Linked DNA regions of Mus musculus: regions 2, 3, 4 and 5 are each linked to region 1. The links are chromatin loops, found by intact Hi-C in ENCODE. Cell type or tissue: left cerebral cortex. All regions are shown on one strand.

The links. Hi-C counts contacts between places; a loop is a spot of excess contacts. Peaks named below come from ENCODE experiments on the same cell type or tissue, not always from the same donor. Only the 100,000 strongest peaks of a DNase experiment are listed, where the experiment ranks them.
Region 2: a loop joins it to region 1, with 2.7 times the contacts of the local background. A loop is called at or near these places in 12 of 42 quality-filtered maps.
Region 3: it touches region 1 in a loop (5-fold over the local background); 33 of 42 quality-filtered maps call a loop at or near these places.
Region 4: it touches region 1 in a loop (3-fold over the local background); 22 of 42 quality-filtered maps call a loop at or near these places.
Region 5: it touches region 1 in a loop (2.3-fold over the local background); 5 of 42 quality-filtered maps call a loop at or near these places.

Annotation. Positions count from the first base shown.
Region 1 is chr11:113,615,552-113,620,551 of GRCm38, forward strand. It overlaps Sstr2 (somatostatin receptor 2), which reads left to right and starts at 3,776. Exons shown (of 2, transcript NM_001042606.3): 1 at 3,776-4,071. It also overlaps a transcript of Slc39a11 not described here. In left cerebral cortex, a CTCF peak has its summit at 2,197 (motif pointing left); DNase peaks (open chromatin) are centred at 2,193, 3,216 and 3,706; H3K4me3 peaks cover 1,914 bases; H3K27ac peaks cover 1,263 bases.
Region 2 is chr11:113,513,618-113,518,617 of GRCm38, forward strand. All of the region lies in intron 4 of Slc39a11 (solute carrier family 39 (metal ion transporter), member 11), which reads right to left. Among named protein-coding and RNA genes, the nearest start is that of Slc39a11, 50 kb to the right of the region's middle. In left cerebral cortex, no CTCF peak of the experiment used is centred here; a DNase peak (open chromatin) is centred at 2,779.
Region 3 is chr11:113,294,987-113,299,986 of GRCm38, forward strand. All of the region lies in intron 7 of Slc39a11 (solute carrier family 39 (metal ion transporter), member 11), which reads right to left. Among named protein-coding and RNA genes, the nearest start is that of Gm51927, 11 kb to the right of the region's middle. In left cerebral cortex, CTCF peaks have their summits at 1,358 (motif pointing right) and 2,989; DNase peaks (open chromatin) are centred at 1,378, 3,004, 3,680 and 3,954.
Region 4 is chr11:113,496,133-113,501,132 of GRCm38, forward strand. The region is part of intron 4 of Slc39a11 (solute carrier family 39 (metal ion transporter), member 11); the gene reads right to left. Among named protein-coding and RNA genes, the nearest start is that of Gm51928, 40 kb to the left of the region's middle. In left cerebral cortex, a CTCF peak has its summit at 2,945 (motif pointing right); a DNase peak (open chromatin) is centred at 2,952.
Region 5 is chr11:113,561,853-113,566,852 of GRCm38, forward strand. Slc39a11 (solute carrier family 39 (metal ion transporter), member 11) reads right to left here and starts at 3,963. Exons shown (of 10, transcript NM_027216.5): 1 at 3,824-3,963; 2 at 154-272. The coding sequence starts at 261. In left cerebral cortex, no CTCF peak of the experiment used is centred here; DNase peaks (open chromatin) are centred at 2,725, 3,343 and 3,949; H3K4me3 peaks cover 931 bases; H3K27ac peaks cover 255 bases.

The DNA of each region.
Region 1 (5,000 bases):
CAATGGGCCAGGAATGAATGGCACCTCGTGGTGTTCTCAGGAGGCACACTGCACCTGCAAGGCAGGTGTGATGGCCACCCTTTCTGAGCTGTCCATGCTCTCCCCCTGAAGGGCCTGTGACAGATGAGCACTCCAGTAAGGACCAGGGAATGTCCTTGGAGACAGCTTGCTCTTTGCCAACTCTCACCGAGGACTTGTTCCAGGATGAGTGATGAGGAACCTTGTTATGTTAACAGGCATGACAGACGAGGGGAAGAGAGATGCTCAGGCTGGTAGTGGGGAAGGACTCCCTCCCCTCATCCAGGGTTTCATAGCCTGACACTGTCAGCCAACTCGACTCCTGCCTTTCTAGTCCCTGGCTGAATGATCTTGGGCAAGTCACTTGGCATCTCTGAGTCTGGTTTTCTCACTTACACAACTACGTGGCATTGGCTTTCTTGATCAGAGGCTCCGAGGTCCCTCTTGGGACCAGCATTCTTAATGCACTTCCAGCAAGATGGAGAAGGAAGTAGGAAGAGGAGAGAGAGAAGGGATTCTGAGGAGCAGTTTCCAAGGAGGTTCCATAAGCAGGGAGAGAGAAGGGAAGAAAGGGGCTCCTGTCACCCCTGCTGAATCTAAAGAGACCTCAAGCCCTCTAGGCCAATGGGCATGTCCTTAAAAATTCATGGTAATCACATGCCATAGTTTCCAAACAAAACATCAAGTCCAGGTGTGGCCTCACAGACCTGCAGTCCCAGCTCTTGAGGCAGAGGCAGAGGCAGAGGCAGAGGCAGAGGCAGAGGCAGAGGCAGAGGCAGAGGCAGAGGCAGAGGCAGAGGCAGAGGCAGAGGCAGAGGCAGAGGCAGAGGCAGAGGCAGAGGCAGAGGCAGAGGCAGAGGCAGAGGCAGAGGCAGGAGGCAGAGGCAGAGGCAGTCAAGGATCGTCACATGTTTGAGGCCAGCCTGAACTACACAGTGAGTTCCAAAGCACCCCACATTTAACATGCTGCAGCTTAAGGGGCCTTGCTCTTTCTCCATCCATAGAAATGTCACATGTGCAGATGACAGACCCTGTGCCAGATGCCTGGCCTGCCATTCAACACCACCAATCAATCCAGTTCTCCTATGCCTCACACGTTCCTCTAAGCTAAACTGCTTCCACCATAAGCTAAACTGCAACATTTGCTTCCACCAAATGGACAGCAGAGGAACAATTGCTCTCCATTTAGTTGATAAAGCCTCTAAGCGACCAGACAGAATGACCTACTTGAGAGTTCCCGGTCCGTTGTCTGCTGAACTCCCAGGCCATTACCGTTCTTCATTTCCTGCCACCTAGCGTCCCTCTGGTAAGTGCAAAAATGAAGAGGTGTTTGTTTCATTGGCTTAAAGATACCAAGCAAGGGGCTGGAGAGATGGCTCAGTGGTTAAGAGCACTGACTGCTCTTCCAGAGATCCTGAATTCAATTCGCAGCAAACAAGCAGCTCACAACCATCTGTAATGGGATTGGATGCCCTCTTCTGGTGTGTCCGAAGAGAGCTACAGTGTACTCACATACATAAAAATAAATAAAAAATCTTTAAAAAAAAAAAAAAGATACCAAGCAAGCCAGTGAGGAGGTTATCTCTTTTGCAACCCGTGTATTTTTCTGGTTCAAGGTCTCGTTACATAGTTACTAAAGGAGCTGTTGAGGAAGGACAGGCCTGCGGCAGATTGCTGGGTGGGTGTCAAAAGGGCAGGGTATTGTCAAACCAGGATTGGGAACTCAAACCTGGAGGCTGGAGGGGCGGTGCAGCGAAGCCAAAGGTGATCTCAGAGCTCTGTGGAGGCATTCACAGGTCGGGGGAGGGGAGAGAGGCACACAACCGGACCGGACAAAATCAATAATTGTTCTAGATGACCTTTTCTGCTCTCAAGGTCAAAGTGTTCAGATCTCACGGGGCCCAGCTGCAAAAGAGATAGGCATGCCCTGGTTTCATCTATCCATTGGGGCTGAGCCTGGCAGACCTGACTCTGAGAGAGCTGAGGGAAGACTTCCCAAGTGCACGGAGGGTGGATTTTATTGTGTGTGCTCAGCATGTTAAGAGCATACAGAAATGATCCCCACGTTGTTTGGGAAAGGATTATTTAGCTGATAAGGACAGCCTGCTTTTTTGCTGGTGGTGTTGATATGGAACCAAAAGTACAGAAACCAAAAAAACCTGTACACTGCCCCCTGGGGGTCACCTTGTGTATGAGAGAAGGAACTACTGAGAACCAGGGGTTCCTGTTTTTGAATGAGCTATTTTGCTAGACAATACACAAACTGCAGCAACAGGTGACGAACTTTTACAAGGTCTCATGACACTCGAAGAGAGCCGAGCTCAGAATGGACACTTCCTGGCTCTTCATCCTTCTCTGTTCCCGGAAGGGTTTTTAACTAGAGGGGGCAATAGGCATTGTAACAACTGTGTCTCAGGGAGGAGGAGGCCTGAGCTCACTCAGGGCCCCTTCTTTCCCCCAGGGCCACTCCCCTCGTTCTGAGAGCTGCACTATTCAACCCTTCAACCCCGCCCATAAAAAAACCTAAAGACAAGCCAACCCACACAACACTAGGACCCGACAACCACTGCTTCAATCTCCATCAAGTCCACAGAGCCCACACATCTCGTAGAGATGGTGCCAGTGAGCGACACTCTGACTTACAAGAATTCCGGGCTGCTTTTACCTGCTGCCTGGCTCCCTGTCAAAACTCACCGCACATACACAACTCCTGGATTTATGCTTTTCCCCGATGAACCCGCAAGCAGATCAAAAACAGGATGGCTGCATCAGGACCCACAGAGAAAGCTAATCGGGGGGGGGGGGGTTTGTTTTCTGATTTTTCATGTTCTAGAAACCACCAGGGTGCACTCACTGTCTCTGTCTGTCTGTCTGTCTCTGCCCCTCTCTCTCTCCTCTCTCTCCCCTCTCTCTCCTCTCTCTCTCCTCTCTCTCTCTCTCTCTCTCTCTCTCTCTCTCTGGGGGAGTGTTAAGAGGTGAAGGAAGGGAGGCTACAGGATTGATTATGACTTATTAAACTATTGGAACATCGGCTGAATCATCACAGTCAAAAAATAAATAGCTGCAACTTGATGCGACACATCTCCCACTTCTTGTGAGTCCCTCCTTGCTCCCGCAGAGCGCCACAGCGCGCGTAGGCGGAACGGTTGGGCTGGGGCTGGGTCAGACCAGCAAGCAGTGACTGACGGGCTAAATTAAAGCTAGAAGAGACTGCATGGCCCGGGGCCTCCAGTTGGGAGAGCGGTGGAGCCCGCGGAGCCTGCTGGCTGCAGGAACTGAAGCCAGGTGCCCCGCGCTTGCACACCTGCAGGCGCCTGCACGGGAGACACGCTTGCTGCTGTCACCCCTTTTTCCTCTGCCCTTAGCCTGACTCTGCAACCTGTGCCCTGTTCCCGGGACTGGACCGTGGTAGGCACGGCTTTGCAAACTTGAGAACACGTCTTAAAGGTCCCGGAGCTAGTCTAGGTCACCCAAGTCGCCGCACCAGCTGCCTGGAATTTGTTGGGTAAAACCAGACCGAGTCACTGAAATCGGAAAGAAAGCCACGCGCGCCCTCATAGGGAGGAGTCGTGGAGACACTGACATCGCTTCACCATCCAACAGCATCAAGGTCTGCTGTCTTATCCTGGGCCACCCGCAGGTTTTCTCCACTCTGCTCACCGGGTCCAACAGGACCCGGCAGGCGGAGCCAAGCTGCCGTGACGTCACGGGCGGGGGCGTGGGGAAGTGTGCCCAGGGGCTGCCACCCGCCCGGGCCACTGCTAGCGGCGCAGCCACCGGCGCGCTCGCGAGGCCACCGGCGCCTGGAGCACCAGTCCGCGGCTGGGCGTCAATGATCTACAGGCCAAGCTAGCTCTCTCGGGGCCCGGGCAAGCTCTCTCAGACGCCAGAAGGGCCAGCACGAGCCAGCCAAGGAAGCTGGGAGCCCCGGGAGCCACTGCTGAGCGCCAAACACCCGCTAAGCCTGCTGTGCTCCTGGACGCCCAGCTGGGTAAAAGAACAGCTTCTGGGTGCTAGAGAACACAGGGAAGCGAGTGCTCGAGGAAAACCAAGGTGAGGGGTGCCAGTGTGCATACGCGTGTGTCACCGTGAGATGGAGGGAGGGACAAGCACACTTTGGGCACCTGCATGCATCTGTTCTGGGGATAGACCGCCGATCCCGGCGACCTGCACGTTGGTCCCGGCGCGCAAATTCTCTGTTTTTGTGCCTTTGGAGGTGACAGGTGGATGAAAGATGCATATCGTGGTGTCTGGGGTGGAAAGGTAGTGTGTTCTGGGACGGATTTGTTCTCAAAGAAAATGCCCAAGTACCGTGGCGTGTGCCCTGCGTGTCCGATGGGGACAACTTGTTTCCTAGCCACCTGCGAAACAGCCCTGGTCCGAGGAAAGAGACACCAGCTAAAGGAGAAGGGACATGCCAAGTGCCACCACAGGGTCCACAGTCTGAGACCTAAGTTAGGGAGGGACAGTGATGGGGACGTCACCGAAAAAGAAGGAAAGCAGATTCTTCAGGGCTCTTTATCGCCCTGATGGGGAGGCAGCCCAAATTCGTCTGCGGTCAGGTCCCCCTCCCTCCCCCCCCCCCCCACCCGCCGCCCTCAGGCAGAGAATCTGTCTAGATTGGAGAGAACCAGCTACTGAATGGTCAGGTCCCCAAGCGACTGTCAGCGCTCCTAGCTGCCCCTGGCACCTCAGTCCCCTCTGCGTTTCGAAGCTGGACATTGCAGGCACCGCAATCCACTCTCCCTCAGTCTGCCTAGAAACGGTAAAGATCCCTTAGGGAACACGTTGTTTCCAGAGTCAGCGAGTTATGACCCTAAATATTTTCCTCACACTAACTCCATCGTCCTGAGCCTCGCTTATCTACCTTCGCCCCAATGGCGAGGGGCACTCTAGCATCGTGGTGGGCTACACAGGGCTGCTGCAAGTTCCAACCTCAGATTCTTGGAGGGGTGTGTGTGTGTGTGTGTGTGTGTGTGTGT
Region 2 (5,000 bases), 100 kb before region 1:
CTCAAGGTCATCCGTCAGCCTCCACACACAGGCACACCCCGTGTACTGTTACTGTATACACACACACACATCCATGCACCATTACTGCCCCCCCCACACACACACACACACAATGATCTTACAATTAAGCCACCTCCATTTGAGAGGCAATGGGGCCCAGAGGGTGGAGCGAGGACAAGGTATCTTGCAGTGACTCTGATGCAGCGGTCCAGTTTAAGTTCACGGTGCCTTTCTGTTTCGGGCTCTGCAGAACAACAGGTGAAAGCACACTCCAAGGGTTTCCAGGAACTGGTGAACGGGCTGCACCGGGCCGTGATCCTCACAGAAGGTGAGATGCACAATTTCACATTTTCCATTAAAGGTGATGGACTGTTCGAAGCCAAAGCACTGGCCGTGTGCTGACTATTTCGGGAAACTCGGAGACGGAAAAATGTGTGACAAAGCAATGTGATGGGCCCAGGGGTGGGGGTAGGGGGGAGCGCCTGCCACTGGGTAGCTGTGAGACCTCATCGGAAATAGCCCAGTGGTAACTCTGATTCAGTGATCACTAGGCAACACACAAACACAAGAGTATATAGGTTGTTTTTTTAATTGGGAGGGGGGGGTCTCTGTATGTGGTGTGTGTGTGTGTGGTATGTCTGTATGTGTGTTGTGTATGTGTGGGTATATGTATGTGTTTCTGTGCATGTAGATGTATGTATATGTGTGGTGTGTATGTATTATGGTGTTTGCATAGTAGTGTGTGTCATTATGTGTGTGTGGTATATCTGTGTGTGTTTGTTATATGTGTGTGTGTGGTATTGAAGTGTGTATGTGTGCATTTGTGTGTGTTTGTGTGTGTGTGTGTGTGTATGTGTGTGGTATATCTGTGTGTATGTGTGTGTATGTGGTGTTTGTATGGGGTGTATGCATCTGTGTGTTTGTGGTATGTCTCTGTGCGTTTATTATGCCTCTGTGTGGTATTTGTGTGTGTGTGTGTGTGTATGTTTATGTATAGTATATATTTATGAGTATGGTGTATGTGTGGTATGTCTGTGTGTTTGTTATGTCTCTGTGTGTGTTGTATTTGTGTGTGTGTGTATGCTTGTGTGTGTGTGTGTGTGTGTGTGTATGTATGGTGAATATTCATGAGGGGGTCATCCACCCATGCACAGGCACAGAGGCTGGAGGACTGCACCAGGTGTCATGCACTGGCGCTCTCTGCTTTATTCCCTAGGACAGGGTTTCTCACTCTACCTGGAGCCAGGCTGACAAGCAGCAAGACTCAGGCATCCTCCTGTCTCCATCACTCACCCAGAGCACTAAGATTAAACCAATTCTGCTAGACTAGCAGGTTCCTGGGATTTTCCTGCCTCCACCTCCCCAGTGCTGGAATTAAAAGCATGTGTTGCTGAGCCTGGCTTTTCTGTGTGCCAACCACAGTGTTTTTACATGGGTGCTGGGTATTCAAAAACTAATCCCCATGCTTGTCTGACAAGGGTTCTTTCTCAAGCCATCCCCACAGCCCCTGGAGACATATTACATATTCTTAAATTCAGTAGAGAAAATAGAATGAATGGGACACTACTCCCAGAAGCTAGCGGGACAGGAGCTCCAGAAGAACACTAGAAACAACAAAAACCAGAAGGAGTGTACGGGAGGTAACGGTACGACATACAACGGGAGACATGAACGTGACACGACATTAACTAAAAAGGTCCTCATGAGAAAGTGAGCCCAGGGCTGGGAGAAGGCTCAGTAAACTTCGTGACAGCTTGAGCTTCATGGCCAGCAACCACGCAAAGGAACCAGGTGTGGCAGTGCACAGCTGTAGTCACAGCTCTGGGGAGCCAGGGACAGGAGGATCTCAGGGTGCACTGGCCAGCCAGCCTAGCCAAACTGGTTAGCTTTAAGTCCAGTGAGAGGTATTGTCTCAAAAAAAAAAAAAAAGAAAGAAAGAAAAGAAAAAAGTAGAAAATAATTGTGAAAAACACCCAGGAGATTGACTTCTGGCCTCTGCACACCCATGCACATATATATGCACACATGCAAACATGAATGTATACACACTAAAATAAAAAAGGTAAGACCTAATTCTATTGTTTATTAAATGTAAAGACACATGAGTACACAGTACTAGAGGGCCACTGGACCAGCTGTTCTTACTAGAACAAAATGGAGGTTAATACAAAAAGCATCATCAACGTTACTCCTCTGAAAGTCTACAGCTCTCTTCCCCCTGGCCAGAGAGTGCTGCCTACTGGCCAGAGAGCTGTCTAGTCAGAGTTCTGCTCTACAAATTTCACAAAGCACTCTTATGCCCAAAATATGCAAGAAGAAAATTCCTCCACTTTTTTTACAGCAGGTTTTAACAAACACAATGTCTGTGTCATACCCAGCCCCCAAAAAGACTTGCTGTGTTGAAGCTATGTCCAATGTCACTGAGGCCTCTGGGGGTGATAAGGTTAGATGAGGCATGACTGAACTAGTGTATTGATGAGAAAAGTCCCCATCAGAGAGGCTCACCATCTCTCTCTCTGCCTCGACTTGTGTACAGACACAATGGGAAGGCAGCCATCTGCAAACCGGGAAGATAGGGCCCTCACCTGTAATCAAATCAGCCAGAGCCTTGAGACAGTGTGTTATTTAAGCATCCCTGAGTGGTGTTTTGTTACGGCGGTGCGACCCAAAAGACAGCTGGGACACTCTTAGGTGTCGTCTGCTCTGCTGTCCCTCAGGATAGCGTGGTGAACCGATGAGTAATCTCCTCAAAGAGGCTGGCGTGGCACTGCGCTGCTCCAGATGACAGTGACAGCCCACACTGTCTCGAGGAGCTCTGGGCAGCACACTGCTCTCAAGTCTGCCTCAGCTCCTGCAGCCAAAACCACTGCTGTACAAATCATGCCTGTGGCAGACACTGGCTACCTTCAGGCTTCTTCTTGGAACTTCCAGACATCAGGGCTGAACACCAGCTTCTGCCAGAGGCTGCTTCTGTCGGCCTGTCCCTAGTCACTCTTCTGCACTATGGAGTCACTGCCATCCTGTTCAACAGAAGGTCCTTAGTTCATGAGGCTGATGGGACGGGAGCTACCCTGAAGACACATGTTCATGAGTGTGCATGTGAGAGAGAGAGAGAGTGTGTGTGTGTGTGTGTGTGTGTGTGTGTGTGCCCACGCCTTCTAAACTGCACATATGCAAGTGTCAATGTGTGTGGAAATGCACCTACATTTCCACTGTCTACAACCACTTATGGGAACACATGCCTGATCTCACTTTGCTGATGATCAGCAGAGAACAAGCCGCTGATTAAAACCTTGTAGCCAAGCGACCCAGAGTGCACGACCACCAGGCGAGCCCTTGTGCTATGGAGGCAGATCTTCAGCTCTAAAGGATGCTTATCTTAGCCACCGGATGCTGGGCTGCTCTGTTCACAGCTTCTCCAGTGGTATTCGACCTGCTGCTTCTCCTTGTAGGTTTACGTTCAGAGAAAACTGGAATCCTCCCAGCATGTCAGCCCTGTTGCTGGCACAGGTGTGGGCATGCACGAGGGCCTTTTCCCGCATTCAGAGTGAGCAGCAAGTCCAGCCCTTTGGTTAAAGCTGGCCCGGTCCAGGGGATACAGGGAGCACTGCCCAGTCGTAAAGAGAGGAAGCCTGGGAGGATGGGGATGGCTACTAGCAAAGGAATCTGCTGCAGAGACGGGGGCAGGGAGGCTGCCAGAGGGTAACCAGCTTAACTTGGTCTCAGGGCCTTCTCTCACCTCACAAGGGGTCACATGTGTATATAACAAAACACACATGCTCAGCCCCATGCCCTTCAACAGGAAGAAACAGGAACCCACAGGCCCACACGACTCTTGCCAACCTTATGATTTTATGATTTGTGTATTAAGTTCTCAACACCCCACCCCCATACACATCAAGGGAGCGGCAACTCTCCCTCTTTTCACCTGTGTGTTGGGAATAGGGAATTTCCAGAGGACTCTGAGATGCTGGCTGTGATCAGAGGTCCAGTGTTTCTCCTCTATCCAACCTAAGGCATCCCCAAGGCTGCATGTGAGAGAGAATGACTTATCACACTGGCTTTAACTGGGTCCTCCCCCCCCAGTACAAACTAGCCAAACCTCATCTCTGTCCCAAAACCTCGCTGTCTGTTTTTTCCCTGACACTGCCTTTTCCCTCCAACTCCCTGCGACTCTGACTCCTTGGCCCAATCAATCTGAGATCCGATGAGCAGTGAGATATAGCAAGGCAGGTTCTGTGAAGCATCAGCCACCTGACTGGAGAGAGAGCTGCAGACTATGGGCAAGCCAGCCCTGTCCCAGCTCCCATGAGGAATAGGAGGATGCCCCTATCTTAAGTGCACACTCGGTGTCTTTTCTACCCCCAACTGCCCATAAGTTCTAAGTTCTAGATATGTGGAACCTGAAATGTTTCCTGACTCAAGCCATGGCAAGAGAGGACCGTCACAACTTTATGGCCTAACATCGAAAAGATGGGGGGAATCAACGTGGGTTTTAGAAGGTTCCAAGCATCATACATGCTCCACATGGTAGGATTTAAATCACTTGGTAGGATTTAAGCATCCCTATCAAGATGGTCTGTGATGACAAAAACCACTGGAGGCTTACGAAGTTTCCCTCAGAAAGCGTGTGTGTGTGTGTGTGTGTGTGTGTGTGTGTGTGTGTGTGTGTATGTGTTCTCCTACCAGTTCCACTCTTCCTCCTTTGGGAACAAACAGCAGTGTCAGATGTAATTTATAACCCTGGTTGAAAATTAAAGATGTAATTTGTAACCTCCTGGTCCTCTGCCATCTCGGTGAGCCAGGACAACAGAATCAGCTAAAACACAAGCACAGATACCGTGGGACCCCGACTTAGAGCGTTTCTCCCTGGAAGGTAAAGCCCTGCACGTTCCCCAAGCTTGTTTTCCCTGATCTCTAAAAACACAGCCAGAAAGAGGCTCTTTGTTCTCTATAGCCAGCAAAAAGCCTTTTTTGTTTCTATACTTTACAACCAGAGA
Region 3 (5,000 bases), 320 kb before region 1:
GTTTTGAGACAGTGAGGTGAGATCAGAGGGGTCTGGAATCTAGTCCAGGTAATAAGGGAAGCAAAAGAAAGACTCTCTGGGCACAGGGCTGTCTCTTCTGAAGTTGCTAGTGGGTTTCGGAGCAAGACATCAGAAGCAAGCTTGTCTCTGGAGACCACTTACAGCCCAATCAGTTCTCCCCCAAAAAAGAGGGAGCCTAGGGAATCACAGGGATGCCATGAAGATGCGTGAGTAACCTCATGCCTTATTTTCTGAGATGGTCCGTGAGAAAGAACCCTCTTAACTGTGGACAAGTCAGATGTTTGCATATTCTCAGCCCAGGGAGTGCACTATTAGAAGGTGTGGCCCTGTTGGAGTAGATGTGTCACTGTGGGTGTGAGCTTTAAGACCCTCTTTCCAGCTGCCTGGAAGCCAGGATTCTGCTAGCAGCCTTCAGATGAAGATGTAGAACTCTCAGCTCCTCCTGCACCGTGCCTGCCTGGATACTGCCATGTTGCTGCCTTGATGATAATGGACTGAATCTCTGAACCTGTAAGCCAGCCCCAATTAAATGTTGTCCTTATAAGAGTTGACTTGGTCATGGTGCCCCTTTCCCTGACCAAATACTCATACTGACAAGACTTGTCAGTTCACAGCAGTAAAGCCCTAACTAAGACATCAGGTCATACCCAGTTCTTGAAAAATATATTGGGGGTAGGGCTTCAGCAGCTAAGAGCACTGACTTCTTTTACAAAGGATCTCGGTTCAATTCCCAGCAACCTTACAGCAGTTCACAGCCATCCATGACTCTGTTTCTGACCTCTGTGGGGATGGTGCACAAACAGGCAAAACGCTCATACAGACAAAATAAGATAAATGAATCTTACTAAAGTTACTACAACACTAAACGTGACGTACAATAACCCACAATAGCAAACAGGGGCCTCTGCGGTTGGCCTCCCCACACCTCGTTGATTGTTACAGCTTCCTGCTCTATTGGTCTCTTTGCAGAGGATCACCCAAATGCTCTATTTTAATTCTTGGAAAGAAGGAGTAAGGATGATGAATCTACTTTGTGATGAGGTAAACGAGGTGGGAAATGCTGAGAGCCAGATAGCGGGGAGATAAACACGACTTTTGCAAAACATCTAGGGAATGTTTACCAACTCCTACAGAAGGAGATAAATAGAAGATAAAGATAGAAAAGATTAATAGACAGATAGACTTTAGCTTTATGGAGAGAGTAAATGTAGCCCAACACCAATTTAGAGAAGTTCTATTTAAGCCTCTCGAGGTGAGGCAACTCAGAGACGCACCTCACTGGCCTTTTTGAAGCCTTTCTCCCCCATTGCCTCATAGTGAGTCTTGAAGCCAGACTACCACATGGTGGCGCTGTGGGCCGTTCTCCAATGCCAGTGGCCTGGAAGGGAAAACTGTGGGAAGAGGATTGTGGGTGGACCACTCTAGATCTCCCTAGAGGACAGCTACATGGGAGAAAGGCTGGCTCGCTTAGGTGAAACGGAGGACAAGATCTTTGGGTGCAGATAAAGGCCTGCAGCAGGGGAGTCGAGTGAAGGGCTGTGGTGAGGAGAGGGGCCGGCAGGGTAAAAGGCATCGCACTTTTGCCTGCACACCCTCTTGCTAACTCACCAGCTATACCTCAGCCTAGAGAAGGTTTCCAGAGAGGCTAAGACAGAGGGCAGGGGGAGCTCCACAGCAACAACCCGGGGACAGGGAGGGTCTCCCTGGAATGTCCCTAAAAGGCAGGTGAACTTGGTGCCCATAGAGGCAAGCACGCACTCTGTGGATTCTTGCTGGGAGCAGCTATCACAGGCTGCTCCTCAGAAGCTCGGTGAGACAGGAAAACAAAGCCATCGCTACTCCACGAGTGTGTTCTGACCCCCACATCCCATGATTGGTCATATAGCAACGCCTGTGTTTTATAGCTCGAAAGATGTATGTCGTTTATGGTCTCTACTCTTTGATCTGCTATCAGATGCAGACTTGGAACAGGCACAGACTTGGTCTGAAAGTGGTGGTTAACCCAGCAGACATCCTTGATTAAGTGTCTGAACACTGGGCACCAGCAGCCGGCCGGGGCATGCAGCACGAAGTGCAGGGAACCAGGGGAGGCCCGTTTGTGGGTTGTCCGATCTGCAGCCAGCACTGCCCGTTCTGCACAGCCCTGCAGCCGGACACCGGTCGGAGCCATCGGTCCAGGCTATAAACACCCCCTCGCCAAAGCTGGAAACGGGGTGCAAAGCACAACGTCTAAGCATAAGATTGCTTCACTCGCTCTCCCTTCTGGTTCGAGTTATGTGTACCTTGAAGTGAGGGCTGAGAGGTGTGGTCTCCTCTTAATGATACTTCTGAAAAGGAAAACCACTTTAATCATCCGACTCCCCAAGGACATACGGGCTTCGGCATTTCTTTGTGGTTGGAGCCAAAAGAAACCACGGAGGGACCAGATCAGAAAGCAACACTAAGCTAAGACGTGTTTCCCTTGGCCCACAGACTGCTCATGCCTGGCTGACTCTTCCTTACTCAGAGGACAGGTTTTGGGTTTGGTTTTTTTTTTTTTTTTAAGACAGTGTCTCTCTCATGTGTCTTAGGCTAGCTTCAAACTCACTATACAGCTGAGGACAGCACTAAATTCACCTTCTCTCTTCTTAAGTGCTGGGATTTACAGATGCGGCCCACCATGCCTGCTTTACTCCATGCTGGTGATTAATCCCGGGACCCTGTGCATGCTAGACACACAGTCTATCAACTGAGCTGTATCCTTGGCCAATCTTCCCTCCCCCCTTTTGAGACCTAATTTGGCGAGGTACCTAGCTCATCTGATAATTTACATGTGATGTGACCCACCTGATCTTGAACTTATATAAATCCTCCTACCTCAGTTTCCCAAAGGATGGGATTATAGGTCTATGCCACCACATGCCCCCTGGGCGCTGATTTTTGATCCCTGCCACTGATCCAGTAGGACACTGAGGTGCAGTAGCAGCCTGTAGACACCTGGTGGCAGTAGTGACACACCAGTTCTAGGCTGGCTGCTTTCTGCCTATGTCTCTTGTCTTAACTGAACTGCTGAGAGGAATGAGAGTGCCTTTTTGATAATATTTACCTCTCTCTTCTCTGTTGGTGGTGGTGGTTAACATTGCTGGAGAGAGGTGAGACTCCCTCCCTCTGAGATGCATTGCAAATAGTACCCATGAGGTCACGGAGAGACAGTGAGGGCTCAGCAGTGAACTTGGGTAAAAGCTATGGGCTGTGTCCACTATGTCTAAGTCCATGAACTTTATGTAAAAAGTCAGAGAGTATTTTCAGCCTTTAGAAGTCTACGTCAACTCTTCACTCAGTCATTGTAGCCAAGGAGCCAGAGACAGCATGTGAAAAGATTGGCGAACGTGTGTCTCAAGAAAACCTCCATTTATAGAAATTAGTGCAGGGCCAGACTTGGTTAGCTGTGTCTATATTCACATTCCCCCGGACTATAGCGAGCGCACTGGAAGCCAGAATCAAGTAAAAGCTGGATTGAGGGACGTGAGGTGGCTCAGTAGGTGCTTGAGGTCAAGCCCGGTAACCCGAAATTGACCCCAGGACTCCTGCACCCCCAGCACCCCACCCACACACACATAACAAATCTATCTTCAGTGGCATCTGGCATCTGGATCCGCAACACATCTGGATCCGCAACACAGAACTCTGTGGAACATCAGTTGCTTCCTGGAGTGGGTGGCTGGGAACTGCCAGCATCCTCAGAGAGGGGCAGACCTTTTGCAATCTCTGTTGTAGGGTAGCTGTCTGCCTGTGCGGAATAGTCTCTCTCTCTCTCTCTCTCACACACACACACACACACACACACACACACACACACACACACACACACTCATAGCAGCTCCTCCCTCTTTCTTCCATCACTGTCACGTGAATCACCTGTGGCTCCCTGCCACCTGATCTTCAACTGTTCTCCTAAACTAAGAACACTCGTGGTCTGCATTCATCTCTCTGAGATTTCCTTTTTCTTCTCTCCAGCAGGGCTCCGTCCTTTCCTCCTCTCCTCAGGGTTACTGAAGTTCGTACTCGAGGTCAGCAAACACTTTGCTCTGTGGTGGAATCCGTCCCACGGCTCCAGCGTCCCCTTCCCACCTTCCCAAGCCATCCCAGTTTAGCCAGGTGGCTTTGTCCAGCACCTCTGGAGCCCTGTCCTGAGTCTGCACCAGGCTGGGTGGAGACAGGCCACTGTGTGGAGGATGTGCTTTCTCTTCAACCTGCCTCCCAGGAACCCTTTCAGCTTCCCTCCTGAGCACTAGGGGAGTCTGTCTTGATAGCCACTGTCCATCCGCCTTGAGAACACATTGGGGGCTTCCTGGGTATTCAGCACCGCCATCCGTACCGCCATCCGCACCACCATCAGCACCGCCATCCCCGGCTGACTGCCCTTATGCTTGGCTGACCTTTACAGGCCAAATGTAAAAAGTCCGCCCTGTTCTGAGTTTTCTTAGATGGTCTGGTTTCCATCGCTCCCCTGTAGCCTAGATTATGCTGATTTTAATGCTGCTTCTGGCTTAAATGCCCACTCACAAATTATGTTGTCTGCTGCTTCTGTTAATGATGATCGACCGCATCACGCTGAAGTCTGAGCATGCGGCCTGGATGATAATGGCCTGGACGATAATGAGTCTGTGGCACGGCATCAATCAAGCATGTGTGCTTCAAAAGGACATGGCTCCGGGGCTGGAAAGAGGGCTGGGGCGGGGGAGGGGCACTCGGGTGGGACAATCATTGAAGATGGAGGTTTGAGGCCTCAGAGCACACATACAGCCAGACATAGTAGCACACTCCTAATCCCAGCATGACTTTGGCGGGATGGGAGATGGAGATGGCACAATCCTGGAAGTGTGTGGGCAGGCTAGCCCAGTGTATGCAGTGACAAAGACAAATAAGACTGTCTCAAAATGGAAAGGTGGGGCTGTTTAACGGTTTCCTTGGAGACTGAAATATTCCTACCTGGCAAG
Region 4 (5,000 bases), 120 kb before region 1:
AAAGGTGAGGTCTCCCCAGCAATGGTTCTGGGGCTTCTGGGCCCGAGAGGAATTATGCCCACCTGAATCCCCGCCTCCCTTCTTTAAACAGGATGGGCTTGGGATGGCTTAAGTATTTAGTTTAAGTATATATGTCAGGGAGATGACCCAGTCAGTAAAGTGCTTGTAGCATGAGCGTTTGAACCTGACTTTGATTCCCAGAATCCAAGTTAAACCCAGGTGTGCTGGCGCATGCTTGTAATCTGGGTGTCAGGTTGATGAAGATAAGTTTATCCCTTTGGGGCTCTCCAGAAGGTTCCAGGTCGAGGAGAAAAGGTGTCTCAGAAGAGAGGAGATGGGGTGGCTCCTGAGGAATAATATTCCAGGATGGCCTCTGCCCTCCAAATACCTGCACTCACATTCATATGCACTCATACAGACTGGCGCGTGCGCATGCACACACTCCTGCAAACACACACACACACAGTATTCAAATGCAAAAGTAAGAATAAAATCATAGAAAAATAGATAATGCCTTAACTGGGTTGGAATGATGAAGTCTCCGCATGCATTGTTCTAGAAGCAGTAACAAAGCACAAACGAAATAAAAGCCCTCATAGTCAGAAGCGCGACAGACGGAGTCGTAAGTGACAGACAGGAAGCAAAACACGAGACGTTATTTCCTCGGTGTGTAAGGAACTCTGAGGTGACCTGCAAGCAAGCGCAGCAATGTCCCTGGGAAACAGGAGAAAGACACCGATGGCCAGAGTGACACACACACACAGGAAGGCGCGCGGGTCCATCTAACCCACTACGAAATGTGATTTTTTTTTTTTTTGCACCTTTCTTTACTTTGCTAAAAGCTTGGAGTGACGAATCCAGGTAAGAGCATCCTCTGTATACACTGTTGGTGAGATCATAGATGGATCCAAGCTCTGCCGAGGCCAAGTGGAAATTTCCAATTGAAGACAGAAAAGTCACAAATCATGGTGTAATCTCACTTTTACTAACACGCCTTGGGGCTAGAGAGAGGGCTCTAAGGTTAGGACCGTTTGCTGCTTGTGCAGACCACCTGGATTCGGTTCCCAGCACCCACACTAGGCAGCTCCCAGTCACCAGTAACTCAGAGTCCGCTCAGAGGATTCAACGACCTTTTCTGGCCCCTGTAGGCACCATCATACACATGCACATACAGACAAACAGACACAGACATACACACAGACACACAGACAAAACACTCATAGACATAAAAAAGAAGTAAAACATTAAAAATAAAAATGTTAAAGCTGGTCATGGTGGCTTGGGTTTGTAATCCCAGCTAGCACTGCAGAGGCAGAAACAGAAGGCTCCCTGGGGCTCACTGGCCAGCTAACCTAGCCTAACCAGGGAGCCCTGGGACCCAGAGGGAGAGCTTATCTCACAAACCAAGGCTGTCCTGAGGAACAACATTGGAGGTTGACTTCTGCTTCCATATGCATTTGTGCACACACACACACACACACACACACACACACACACACACACACACACTACTTTAGTGAATGTTATCTGAAAAATGACTTTTTAAATAATGGAGTCAGCTGGACCAGCACTTCTCGCCAACTCAATAAACTAGAGTCCTTTTCCCCCAAGCATTATGGGGCACTAGAAATCTGCAGATATGCAGAATCTAACTTCAGAAGGATAGCAGTTCTCAAAATAGGGTCGGGGGGTGGTGCATCATCAGCAACACCCAGGAACTAGCCAGAAATGCAAACTCCAGGACCCTGGTCAGCCATCCTGAACCTGCACACAGGGTAGCGGTCCCAGGAGTCTGAGGAAGAGCTTCCAGTTATGCCCTGTGCCTCTCACAGTCGCCAAGGAAGGCCAAGTCACACAGCTTCGACTCTTCGACTCTTCTCCTGGGATCAGAATGCTAAGTGAATACGGCCATTTGTTTACCTGCAACACAGCAGCATGCCAAGTCACCTTCCATTCTTTCCAAGGCTAGTAATTCTGATAACCAATATGGTTCCTAACTGATCCCACCACCAAGAATCCTCTTACAGGACCGATTTTCTTCTGCTTAGGAGCAAAGACGTCTTCCCTCTATGAATTGCATTGACTTCAATTTGTTCGTCAGAGCACTGCAGGAAGCCCGGGCTAGAGGCAGGTGAAAACAAAGTATCTAGGTTGCTCTCCTAGCACCCAGAATGGTGTATAGCCCTCTGCCACATGCCAGGCACAGGGCATGGGAGAGAGACCCACCAGGGGCTTCGAGGAAAGAGCCACTGAGCAAGGGAGTGCAACACACAGCATCTACCCAGGGAGGATCAAGTGGTACCTACTGGCTGCTGTCCCACACAGCTGGTGGCATCCATTACTGCCTTTCATTTCCAGCCAAACTCTTCATGTTCACATAGGACCCCAGTTCCCCTCTCTAAATACCAGTGTCTGGCTTTTTCATGTTGCCTTTGAGTTATTAATCCACCCCCCAATATCTACACCATATGTCCCTATCACAGGGTGGACTGCAGCCTCCCAAATGATGTCATGGCTCCCAGGACATACAACTGTACTCAGAAGCATGGACCCTGCTCTGCGGACCTATAGGGTCCATATTAAAAACTGGGATTTGTATATGTGGAGAGGGATAGAGGCTACCTGGGAAGGCTGGAGTCGTGTATACAGAGGCCGAATGAAGGGCCAGGATGCGGGGGAGGCCTGGGGAAGAGCCTTTCCCAGTATCTTCAGGGAAATATGACTCTCTTCTACCTTGATCTTTCGTGTCTAGAACTTTCTAGAAAGTCTTAGCCTCCAGAACAGAGACAGTAGATTCCTGTAGTTGAAGCCACTCAAGTCATGGCCCGTTATCAGAGCAACCATTGCAAAGCAATGCATTCTACCGTGAGATTCCTGTTTTCCCCAAAGGAAAGATGGCCCCTGTAGCTGCCTCCCCAACCCAGCTCAACCCAGTCACCACCTGGCCACCAGGGGGCGATGATGACGTTAGGGGACTCTGACAAAGGGTGAGTCCGGAACCTGGGGATGCACCCGAAGCCACCATGAAGCTTTTCACAACGCAGAGCCCTGAACTGCACCCCAAGCCTCTTACATGAGAATACCAGGGGCAGCACCTGGCAATCTACTTCCTTTAAGAGTTCTCCGACAGGCCCGGAGCTCACTGACCAGGCTGGAAGGATTGGACAGCAAGCCCCAGATACTTTTGTCTTTGCCTCCCGGTGCTGGGATTTCAAGCCTGTCCACACCATGCCGTTTCCCACGGCTTCTGGAGGCTGAACTCCGTTGGGTTCTCGTGCTTGCAAGGCAAAGCACTCTACTGACTGAGCGCTCACTCTCTCCAGCCCTGCTTTCTGTTTCTGAGCCAGAATTTCATACTGTAGCCCAGGCTGGACTCACAGCAGTCCTCCTGCCTCAGCCTCCCAAGTGCTGGGATTACAGGAATGGGCCATGAACGTATGTTTTAATAGGATCCCCCAGGTGAATCAAGGACATATTCTGGGGTAAAAGTCGTCCCGGGGATGTAAGGGGAATGATTAAAAGAAAAGAAGAATAAGTCCAAATGACTTTTGAGAGGCAGCGTTGAATAGTATAGTCGGTCAGACCCCAACCTATCACACTCTGGGCCTCAACTCTTTGATCTGTAAAGCAGTGTGCTGCAGAGATCTGCCTCCTGGGGCCACTGAGGACTGAGAGTCAAACATACATGTGATACAAGCCATACAGAAGCCCAGGAAAAAGAAAAGGAGACGCTCTCCACTGTCTTCAGCGGCACTTCCAAGCTGTCTCACAGGAAAAGGAAACACTACAACAATGGAGTCCTTTCGCTCACACGCCAGACCAAGAAGCTCCGCCTGGGAGCTAAGCTTCTCTCCTATCAAGTAGCCACCAAATATGCAAATGTCCATAAGTACAGGTGCCCTGTGTGGCAGAATGGTCACTTAGCACAGGCTCTGCCTCCTCACGGTTGGGGCAGTGAACAAGAGGGAGTTTAATCCTTTAATGGGTGTTGGATTCTGGGTCTGGAAATCGTTGCCGCAGTGATGTGATTGTACTGGACTCTGAATCACACACTGAAGCCTGGTAAAGAAGGAGGGCCAAGGCTGTGGTATTTTTTCACAACGACAGGAAAACAAACCCAAGCTACCATCACGGAAAACAGGTGACAGCACCGGCGTGCCTCGGTATAAAATGACCTTGGCTGCATTTCCCAACGTTTTCCAGACTCTAGAATCTCCCTTCCTCTAACTTTTAAGATTTTTATCTACAATGAATCGAATCCATCCTAAAAGCCACACAAGTTTCTCTTACAGCACTGGGAGCAGCCACCATGCCTTCTAATACGACAGCGACAGGAGAACACACTCTGTTCTTGTCAGTTTCTCTTATTCAAACCATCTCAAGATGTGTCTTCAGGACACCGATTACCTTTAAACAATCTAGTCTGGTTTTCGGGGTTTTTCTTTTCCTTCTAACAGAATATTTGCAAGGGCATCCACTGTTCTAAGAAATTATCATCAGGCTTACAACGTCTGCTAACTCATCATGACAGTTTGTCAGGCATCCTCACCCCCACAATTTATCAAGCCGGGACTTGGAGGGAAGACAGTTTCTCTTGTGCCATTATTTCAAGAGGTGAAGTGTTGAACGTGGCAGTCATCAAGGAAGGGTGCTAAGCTGCCACCTTGAACAGTAAGCCGGTTATCACTTGTGGTAAGCACCGGCATTTAAGCCCGGGCGTAGTGTCCCCTCCCTGACAAGCTTCATGTATGTATGTGACAAAACCTAATTACTGAAGCTGAATTATTTAGGGTCCTACCTGTCATCTTGGATGGAATGAATGCACGTGTAAGGGGCTCTCTGGCAATTCCCTTTGTCTCCTTCAGTCAAGTAACTCCCTCTTTCAGTGAGAAATTACAGTGGATGGAGATCCAAGCACGTGCAGATGATGCTGTCAGGGGCTGAGGCGTCTCGTTATAGAACAGGCGCAGCACCACACACACCCACCTCGGGAGCAAGCA
Region 5 (5,000 bases), 54 kb before region 1:
GTAAGGAAACAGAGAGAAAACAAGGAAGATGGGAAGAATTAGCATCCCACCACCTGCCTGTGTGGCCGCTGCCCGGCGGTGCTGTGTGGCAAGGGGCAGGTTCCAAAGGTCACCAAAGGGTCCCTGCCAATCCCCAGAAGCGAAGCGACTCACCTGCCCGCTGGAGAATATGAACACGAGAGCTGCCCCGGCTGCTGTCATTGCCCAGGTGAAGAAGGTCCCCAGCAAGGCCTGGACCACGGAGCTGTAACCTTGGAGCATGCTGGATACTGCTGTGCACAGAAGAGCAGAGGGTCAGGCAGATGCTGAGGGGCCCCAATTGTGATATACACATGTCCTAAGTCACTGCCTGAGCTGCCCTCTGTCAGGGTAGGTGGTCTGCACATTCAAGTCAAACCAATGCAACAGGCCTCACCATCCCAGTACCAGCACAGGGACATTGAAAGGCGACGTGAGGACACTGGGAGAAAGAGGCCAGGAAGCTCTCCCCAGAGGCCCGCTCATTCATCCATCTGTCCCTGCCTGCTATTTCTCCTCAGACCCTGCCAAAGAACAGGCCCCTAGCTCAAACTGTCCTCTAGATACCTTCCATCTGATTCCCAGTCACACCTTCCTGGCTCCCCAAGCCAGCCTCCTGGCTAAACATAAATTCCACCGACAGACCTTCCCACCGCCATGGACTCTCCAGCCAAAGTCCAGCAGCATGCAGTCTGGGCCCTACGCTCCCATTCAACTTAACTCATCAGGGCACCTTTACAACCCAGACAGCTGTGCCTCCAAGGTTCCGTTCCCATAAGCCCCTTCGGGGAGGCCTTCCCTCCACGGCTCCTGCCCACGAAACCCAAGAGCCTCCTCTAAGGCCCACCTCATGCCAGGTCTGTGATGAAGCCTTCTATGACTACCCACGCATGTGTGCGCGCGCGCGCGCGCGCACACACACACACACACACACACACCATGTCCAAACACACATCTTTGCTGTTTTCTATAGGGGCCTGCCTACATCCATAACCTAACTTTGTAACTGCTTGAGAATGGTGAAGACACTTTCCCACAGCCTTGTGAAAGCAGGCATGGCCATCCGCTGCAAACTACCTGCTTAAGGAGGAGGAGCCAGCTTACCCAGAAAGGAGAGTCAGAGAACACAAGGAAATAGAACCATAAACGGCTCTGTGCATAGCTGCTGCCGGCGAAGGGGCACCGCTGTCCCCTAAGAAAAGAAAGGGCCCTCTCTCATATGGGCCCAGAGAACCTCCTCAGAATGAACTATAAGACTGAGACCATATCCTGTCCATCCTGTCCTAGATTGCAAATGTCAGGCTTCGCCTACGGAAAGTTACAAGGCAGAGAAGTCCACTTGCGAAGCGGCCGTGTGTCCTGGCACTCACATACACATACAAGCTAGGTGTGGGCATCAACTCAAAGGCCTCATTCAGTTCCCTTTCGGCCCTCTAGCATCCACAGGGCTGGACCTGACCCCACCTGGCTTGGCTCCCTCAGAGCTGAACATGCCTGCATATCAAGGGCTAAAGAGGTTCCCTCAGCTGCCCTTAGAGGAAGCCATGGCAGAGTATGGACAGGGCCCTGGGCACAGCCCACACTCAGAAAAGGCTGTGGGCTCAGATGAGTCCCGCTGGGCCCCCATGCTAGGTCTAAGGTCTAACCATTTATGGGTTCGGATTCCAAGCATATGCAGCCTTTTGACGATGACACTGGAGAACCCCACAACCAAGAAGCAAAAAAGCAAATAACGAAAAACTGCCAAGTCTGGCAACCTGAGCTTGGTTCCTGACGCCCACCTGAGGGAGAGAACCAACAGCTCTCCTCTGACCTCGGCATTTGCACCATGGAATGCACAAGCCCCCCGACCCCACCCCGCAAAACACACACACATAGAGGTAGTTTTAAAATGCACCCTTCCCCAAATCTCACATTGTCTAAGTAAGCTTACTATTTTGTGTTGGGCTGCACACATCTCTATACCGAGTGCAGGTTGGGCACACATGACAGAGGAACTCAAGACAGCAACTGCACACATTTTAAAATTTTTAAAAAGAAAAAAAAAATCAAGCAAAAAAATAGCCTTTTCCACCCTCCCTGAGTCAAGTCAACCTCAAAAGAGTGGTGTGTGCTGGGCATGGCAGCAGAAACCTTTTAGTCCCAGACCTTGAAGAGGCAAATACCAGCAGGTTTCTGCAAGTTTGAGGCTAGCCTGGTCTACTTAGTGAGTTTCAGGACAGCCAGGGCCATATAGTAAGATTCTTTGTCAAAACAAAACAAAACAAACTAACAAAAAACAAAAATGAGAGACTTGAGTATTTTTTGTTTTTTGAATTTGTTGGATTTTTTTTGTTTGTTTTTTAGCTGAAATCCTAGAGCATTAACACACTGATCGCTCCCAGTTGCTTGTGAGTAAAATGTTAAACATACACAAAGACCGAGATGGAGCTAGCATCCTCTCAAGTCTCACTATCCGAGACAGATCACAGCGTAAAACATCCCCCAAGTACCTCATTGTGTCTTTTGACAGCTACTGGTTAAAAGAAACGATTCCCATTTGCCAGCCAGCAAAATCAAACCAAAGGGAGTTGTGCGTCTCCATGGCGGCCAGAGAGATAGGAAAACACTCTTCTAAGTTCACTGCATAACTGAGTTCCTGAGAACTCAGAGCCCTGGCCACCCACCACTTATCACAGTGTGAGCCCAGCACGCCTCTTCTTCCACTCACTGTTTGAAAACTCTGGCTACTCTCTAAGGGTGGTGGAAAGCCAGATGTCTGGTCCCTCTTGAGAGCTACTTAGATGATTTTTTTTTTAATGTAGCCTGGAACTTACTGTGTAGCAGAGAGTGGCTTTGAACTCCTGATCCTCCTGCCTTCCACCTCCCAAAGCCGGAATTGCCAGAGTGTGCTACAATAGCTGGTTTTTGTGGTACTGGGGAATCAAACTCAGAGCTTTGTACATGGTAAGCAAGCACTCTACCATAGGGGCTCCATCTCCAGCCGTTGGAGCTACGTAAAAGCACAGGGCGCAGGCGACATCACACACTTGTGGGATTCCCCAAATCTGCACCTTATTTAACTCCATGGGGGAGTTAAATCTTGCCAGGCAGTCTGCTTCAGACTTTCTCCAGAGCTGGATATTGACATCATAAACTGGACCAGTGACCAGGACAGGGGACCATTCTCCACCCATCCTATAACTTGAGAGAAGCCAACAGCGGGCTGACAGCACAGAGCAGCCAGCTCCCATGACTCCAGTAAATTTCCTTCTGTCCTTTTCTGTCTCTTTCCCTGTCTTTTAAATGTTGCCTCCGCACTTCAAAACGCTGGTTTAGTTAAAGCGAGGCACTGCGTGGGCTTAAGGGAGCTGGCACAGAACTCGTGGACCGGACTTTACCAGAGACGCCCATGAGACAGATTCAGGATCTGGACCACTAGCATGAACATGAAAAAGTTCTCCAGGAGGCAGGCATGCTGCCGGCTCTCCAGCCTCCCCCAGACCTGCCACAGGTGGAGGTGGGAGGGGCCTCCGAATGGCTGCCACTGATACCACAGGTCCCTTGTCCCCTATACACACCACCATGAAACAATGAATGAAGAGACCCTTGGCTGTGCACTCAGGAGCTTCGCATCACTGTCTCCAGCTCATCCTAGGGTGGAGCAGAGGGGTCCCAAACACCCTCCTCCCCCTGCCACCTGTCACAGCCCCTGCTGCTCTTCCAGGACTTGCACCTTAGGGCACCCCTTTGCAAGCTCCAGGCCGCTGCACACTCTCGAGACTGCCCGGCACCCCGGGCCTGAAGGAGAGAAAAGGCGACTCACTAGGGTGCCCTCTCCAGCCCCCTCTCCACTTCCATCAGCCCCCGATGCCACTCGCTCGCCCGGCTCCACTCTCGCGGTCACTTCCTGCTTCACTCCAGCACACGTGGCCCTCCACCGCCGGGCCCCGCCCCTTCGCAACCGGCGAATCCTGCCTGGAGAATAAAGTCTCAGGTTCACAGGCTTCCGTGCTCGCAGGAACAGAGGCGGGCGGGCAAAAGCAGCACTCTCCCCTTCCCCCAAGTCCACAAATGCAAAGGCGAAGGCCTAGGGCAGTGCACACACCCCAGGAAATCTTGGGGAGGCTACAGACACCCAAAGAAGGGGCACTTTGGATCAGTTCTGACGTACTTAATGTTGTCTACATCTTTTGTCATATGTCCTAAACATGACAACATAGGTCCTAACTGAGCTACGGAGCCAGTGTCAAGATGGGCAACATTCTGAAGGTCAATGGCTTTATTCTCAAGGTCAATACCTTCCATTAGAAGGATGCCCAGGCTCTGCATTCTACTTGAGCTTGCAATCTTTCACTTGCTGACTACAGCCTGTCAATGTCAATATTGAGGACCCACTGAGGGCCACATATGCGAAGCATCACCCCAGGTCATAGGCTTTCCGCTCCAGGGCTTCTATGAAAACACCTTGACTAGATTTAGCTGCAATAAAATGAAGGCCAGATATCTGGTTCAATTTGAATGTCAGGAAAACAACAAATAGTTTCTTATTATAAGTATGCCCTGTGCCCTGTAAGGGATGCACACATGCAAATGTCATGACTGTTTTTTGAAATGTAAAGTTAAATGAGTGGTCAGTGTTGCATTTGGCAGCCCAAGCATAAAGTACTCAGGACAGGAGAACAGCCTGCAGTTGGAGTATACAAAGAAGACAGTAAGAGCAGGCATCTATTACCCTCTTAGAGAGCGGTGTGCCTTCCTAGTGAGGACCACTCTGTATTCGCAGCGATGAAGGAAGAACTCTCTTAGGGTGGTTGTCCAGCTCTCAGCGAATGCCCAATCAGCTCCCACCAGGTTTTATTAACTTATATACACGCTAGGCTTAAGCATTTCACATACATTGACATCCTTCAATCTCAGGTCCTGGACCCAGGTAACCCTTTGAGCAACTTAAAAAGAGGCTGCAGACTGCAAGTCTGGCCACATAGGCAGCTAGGAGATTT